Linked DNA regions of Homo sapiens: region 1 is linked to region 2. The links are chromatin loops, found by intact Hi-C in ENCODE. Cell type or tissue: CD4-positive, alpha-beta T cell. All regions are shown on one strand. Each heading gives the region's core, and the rest is flanking DNA. Links, peaks and the distances in the headings are about the cores only. Region 1 has its middle 59 kb from the start of ZFAND5. Region 2 has its middle 48 kb from the start of TMC1.

Evidence for each region. Peaks named below come from ENCODE experiments on the same cell type or tissue, not always from the same donor. Only the 100,000 strongest peaks of a DNase experiment are listed, where the experiment ranks them.
Region 1: a loop joins it to region 2, with 3 times the contacts of the local background. A loop is called at or near these places in 4 of 110 quality-filtered maps.

The regions. Positions count from the first base shown.
Region 1 is chr9:72,422,682-72,425,600 of GRCh38, reverse strand. No RefSeq gene overlaps it. Among named protein-coding and RNA genes, the nearest start is that of ZFAND5, 59 kb to the right of the region's middle. In CD4-positive, alpha-beta T cell, for the core only: no CTCF peak of the experiment used is centred there; a DNase peak (open chromatin) is centred at 1,250.
Region 2 is chr9:72,472,524-72,475,442 of GRCh38, reverse strand. No RefSeq gene overlaps it. Among named protein-coding and RNA genes, the nearest start is that of TMC1, 48 kb to the left of the region's middle. RefSeq lists an enhancer at 1,736-1,835. In CD4-positive, alpha-beta T cell, for the core only: no CTCF peak of the experiment used is centred there; a DNase peak (open chromatin) is centred at 1,732.

The DNA of each region.
Region 1 (2,919 bases), core at 202-2,701, 50 kb after region 2:
GTCCAACATGGTGAAACTCCGTCTCTACTAAAAATACAAAAATTAGCTGGGCGTGGAGGTGCGTACCTGAAATCCCAGATACTCAGGAGGCTGAGGCAGGAGAATCCCTTGAACCCGGGAGGCGGAAGTTGCAGTGAGCTGAGATTGCACCATTGCACTCCAGCCTGGGCAACAGGGCAAGACTCCGTGTCAACAACAACAACAACAGAAGAGTTCGAGACCACCTGGCCAACATGGTGAAACCCCTACTAAAAATACAAAACTTAGACAGGTGTGGTGGCAGGTAATCCCAGCTACTCAGGAGGCTGAGGCAGGAGAATTGCTTGAAACGGGAAGGTGGAGGTTACAGAAGCTGAGATCATGCCACTGCACTCCCATCTGGGCCACAAGAACAAGTCTGTCTCAAAAAAAAAAACAGACAACTACAAAATCTCAGCAGCAAAAACATAAAGTATTTATTTTTCACTCAAGCATCTACAGGGATTCAGCTGATCTAGGCTGGGCTCTAAGCTTTGGGAAGAATTTTGGTCTGGTTCTACATTTCTTTTATTTTTCTGCGACCAGTGCCTGGAACGTGCACAAGCACAGCTCAAGCCTCTGCTTCATCACATCTGCTAACAGCCCACTGGTCACACAACCACGCCTAAAGCCAAGGAGCTGGAAAGTACACTTTTCCTACTCTAAACCTATGGCTGGGCCGGGCGCTATGGCTCATGCCTATAATTCCAGAACTTTGGGAGGCCAAGGCAAGCAGATCACCTAAGGTCAGGAGTTTGAGACCAGCCTGACCAACATGGTGAAACTCCATCTCTACTAAAAATACAAAAATTAGCCAGGCATGGTGGCGGTTGCCTGTAATCCCAGTTACTCAGGAGGCTGAGGCAGGAGAATTTCTTGAACCTGGGAGGCGAAGGTTGAAGTGAGCCAAGATCGCACCATTGCACTCCAGCCTGGGCAACAGAGCAAAACTCTGTCTCAAAAAATAAAATAAAATAAAATAAAATAAACCCATGACAGGGATATAAATGTATAATATTACTATAACAGGGGAATGAAGAATTACAGCCAATAACTTAATCTGCAATACCATAGATGTTGCCAGGAGAATGTGTCATTGATGGCACATTATATATCACATTACTGGGCCTTTATATATCAGGAAAACATCACACCAAAATAAGAAGAGGGCTTATGATCCTCAGAGCTGGAAAGAACCTTAGTTGACAGATGAGGAAATTCAAGCTTCAAAAGAGGAAGGATCCTTCCCACAGTCATATGTCTGGGAGTGGCCTACCAAGTTTAGGCAAATTTACTTTTCAACACAAAATAGTGAAATCCACCAGAGGAAGGGGAGGCACCCTTTCCCCAAGAAAAAGAGAGTCAGTTCTGGTAACAAGATCCTAAAGATGAAATAGTCTTCATAAATTGCAAGGGTTTCACTGAAACACAGAACTCCCTGGGCCTCCTGGAAATTTTTATCAAGAATGCAAATAAGACATAAACAACTCACAGCTTCCATAACTATTATGCCTAATTTAACAGAAATAATTTCATCTGTATGTACTCTGTAATCTTCACCCCTCTTCAAATTGAACCAGAAGTACCACAAATCATTGCCAAATTGATCCCATTTTGTTATTTCCCTTGATGGTACCAGCCTACTGGTCCTTGAAAGTATCCAGTGCTTCACCCTCCACCCAGGGAGCCCATGCCGGGCACCTCCTTGCTCTTTCAAGGCCCTCCCTCATGTGACACCCAAAACTACTGCACTTTTTTTTCCCATTACATTTTAGCCCTGTTTTCACAAAAGACATAAATGACTTGTCTAACATTTTAACACCAGGGCCTAACAGGGCCATACTCAAAGCCAATGTCTTGAAAAAATTAAGTAAAATAATAAACTATGGGCTGGGCGCAGTAGCTTACTCCTGCAATCCCAGCACTTTGGGAGGCCAAGGCAGGTGGACCACCTGAGGTCAGGAGTTTGAGACTAGCCTGGCCAACATGGCGAACTCCGTCTCCACTAAAAATACAAAAATTAGCCTAGCATGGGGGTGGGCGCCTGTAATCCCAGCTACTCAGGAGGCTGAGGCAGGAGAATCGCTTGAACCTGGGAGGCAGAGGTTGCAGTGAGCTGAGATCGTGCCATTGTACTCCAGCCTGGGCTACAAGAGAGAAACCCCATCTCAAAATAATCATAACCATAATCATAATCATAATAAACTATGAAGACCACACAGAGGTGTACTTATTGTTCCAATCAATTGAACCGTAAAACAAAGCTACTTTCCTATGCACAATTGTGTCCTTCTGGGTTAATAGGCACACATAATAAGCTGCTCACAGAAATGAACGCAAAGCACTGGCCCAAGTGGAGAATGAACCCCTGCATTTCTTCTGCAAATAGGGAAAGGAGCTTGGGGTGTAGTAGGAAACTGTTCCAAATTCCCTGGCATCTACAAATACTTAAATTTATCCATCAGAAGAAAAATAGTTTTATTTGGTAGAGCTCCAGAAAACAGAACTAGGACAAGTAGGTGAAGTTAGGGAGATAAATTATTTCTGTTCAAAATATGGGAAAACTGGGTGACAATCACTGCTGTCTAAAAATGGACTAGGTTGCCTCATGTGGCACCACATTCTGGATCACCTGTAGTGTCTGAGGAGAAGCAAAGTGACAATTGTCAAAGATGACATCCAGGGGATGCTTTCTGGGAGTGGGCAATAAGAAGGGATGATGTTATGAGGTGCTTCTGAGTCTGCAATTCCATTTTTCCCAATCCCCACCTCTTTCCAGCTTCAATGAGGCCTCCTGGGAGCCAGTAGTAGTTAGGTGGTCAAAAAGAAGGACAGAGACAAGAAAAGTTGAGCTCAAATCCCACTCTACCACTTAATAGCTGAGTGACCATGAGCAAATCC
Region 2 (2,919 bases), core at 232-2,731:
CACTGGAGGGAAAAAAAAAAGTATAAATGAGGAAAGAGTAGATGAGTTGGCATATTAAATTAAAACTTTTATGTCATACATTAAAAAAACTGTCAAACCAAAAGAAGTTTTCAATCAAAAAAGCTGTTACTGAACCAGATTATGAAAAAGGGATACTTAAGGTAAAACAGGGACTTCTGAGAACAGGCAAGTAGATTCTGTTCTGATGTTTAATCAGACATAAATATCTACAGAAAATTGTTCTTTAGAAAGAAAAATACATCTACTGTTCAAATACATATTTATTGTGGATTAAGAATGTGTCATACACATACAGGAGATATTCCCTGATGTGTTTATTGTAGAGTTGGGCAGTCACTGTGCGATGATGGTATCTTGTTCCCTGTCTCACCAACAGCAGACTTTATTTTCCTCTGGAGTTTGTTGAAAGGTTTTTCAGTGTTCTGAGAATTGGGAGTCATTATGGAATGCACACTGAAAATACTTGCTTATTCAGAATAAGCTGAAAGTAAAGGGCTATTATTTCCCGTCTGAATCGTTCTAATGGGATGGGTCATCAGTTTCTTTCCAAAATGTTTATATTTAAAATGTTTTCCTTTTTCTCTCACTGAAAACTTCTGTTGCTTAAGAGCAGAGTAACTGTGTTTGCAAACTCCTGATGACCCTGTGTAAGCACCATGATTACAAACTCAAGGCTAGACTTCAATGCTGTATGTTATATCACAAAATAGCTGCTAAAAATCAGACTCTGTTCAGAGTGATTTGGGGAGAGGTCGTTTTGTTTCCAAATTTACCGTTATTATTATTCTATGCATATCCACAAATCAGTTGGCCTTTCCAATTGTGAAGTAGTTACTATTAGCTGTATTTAGAGAATTGAGAACGCACCTCTACTATATGGAGGTGGGCTTTGGAATCTGAAAGACTTGGAATCATGTCCTGCTTCTGCTCCTTAGTAGCTGAATGATCTTTAGCAAATCCTATAACCTCTGTGGGCCTTTGTTTTCCTGTCTTCAAAATGGCATTCAGATCTGCTCTTCAGGGTTGTTGTGAGATTAAAAGAGAAAATTACTGTAAAGCATTAAGCACAGTGGTGAAAATTTAATAATAAATATGTTAGGACAAAAGCAGTTTCAGTTTGTCAGGATGTAAGCCACAGAAACAACTTTCCAAGAGAAGTCAACGAGTAACCTTCAGAGGAAATTATTGAGTTTTTAAAGCTGGTCATTTCCATTTGCTTATGAAAAAATTGTTTGTGCTTACTAGGTTCAAGGAGAATATGTATGAGCAGGGAGGGAAAAGAGAAGGAAGATAGGTCTGGGTAGCTGAATTAGTTCCTTAAAGAATTTAAACTGGTAGTAAACAAGAAGATAAGACTTGCCAGTAAAAGGCCATAAATCAGAACTGAAAGTTATACCTGCTGTAACAGAGATGCAGTCAAAGAGGAATGGCACCTGGGAAGAAGAAGAGATTATTTTGCCTCTGACTTCATTTTTCTTTCATAGTCATGACTCTGAAAACCATAGCAAAGCCCATCCTATAAAATTATCTTTCTCAATTCACATGATTTAGAGAATTTTAGAATTCAAATATATTTTTAAGAGTTTGTGTTTAGAACTTCTACATTTTACAGGTGAAGAAACAAGATGAAGTCAAGTAATCAAGTTAGAGTAAGACCAAACCATGAAGTCATTTATTATGTTCTTCCTGCTTCACATGACCCATGAGTTCTCTTTCTCTGAGTCAACTGGAAATACCCTTTATACATTGCATGTCTCTTCTACCAGAAGAAAACTTGCAAATTGCAAATGAAAAATCTCTACAATAGTTTGGGCTTTAGGCTTTTCCATGGCCTTTTTCCTTCTGCTCTTTTCCACTCTATTTTTTCCTCCAGAGGTTTTCATTTCTACCTAGACTACATGGCTTTCTTCACCTGTTAATCTATTGCCTAATAAACAAACCCAGTTGACCCTGAGCCAGTGGCTTTTTTCTTTCCTTCCTTTCTTCCACCCTTTCTTCCTTCTGTCCTTCTTCCTTCCGTATTTCCATGTGGTTTCCTAAGACACTAGACTTAGACCTAGTATTCCTAGATTGACCAAAGATCCCTGGTGTCCAATTGTGGAAAACGTCGGAAGGAGTTCTAGGCATGGTAGGCATCTCAGCAGGACTTGATGTAGACAGAGACCAGTGAGTAGCAGGATTTGCCTAGTGCCTCAGTTAAAGATTCTGCACCCTTGGTGTAAAACTGAAGAAGGTGGGGAATCCCAAGAATCATTGAGATTGAAACTCCCAACAGTCTATATTGGAGTCAAAATTAAATAGAAAGAAAAAAATAGAGGGGAAGGTAGGAAGGAAAAAAGGAATAAAGGAAGGCAATATTTCTTACATACTTAAGCTATGGGCTGACATTCATGAACACTAAGCTTTATTGACACAGTGATGTAGTAATGATATTTTCTTTATACATCATAAGAAAGATAGTTTTCATTCATAGCTACAGAGTAATCAGAGTAATTATTCTCAGACCAAGTAAAAATTTGATAGCTACCATTACTGAGCATCCACTAGGAACTTTATCTATATCTATATCTGTCTATCTATCTATCTATCTATCTATATATATATATATATATATTTTTTTTTTTTTTTTTTTTTTTTGAGATGGAGTCTCACTCTGTAGCCCAGGCTGGAGCACAGTGGCACGATGTCAGCTCACTGCAACCTCCAGCTCCCGGGTTCACGCCATTCTCCTGCCTCAGCCTCCCAAGTAGCTGGGACTACAGGCGCCTGCCACCATGCCCAGCTAATTTTTTTGTATTTTTAGTAGAGATGGGGTTTCACCATGTTAGCCAGGATAGTCTCGATCTCCTGACCTCGTGATCTGCCTGCTTCAGCCTCCCAAAGTGCTGGGATTACAGG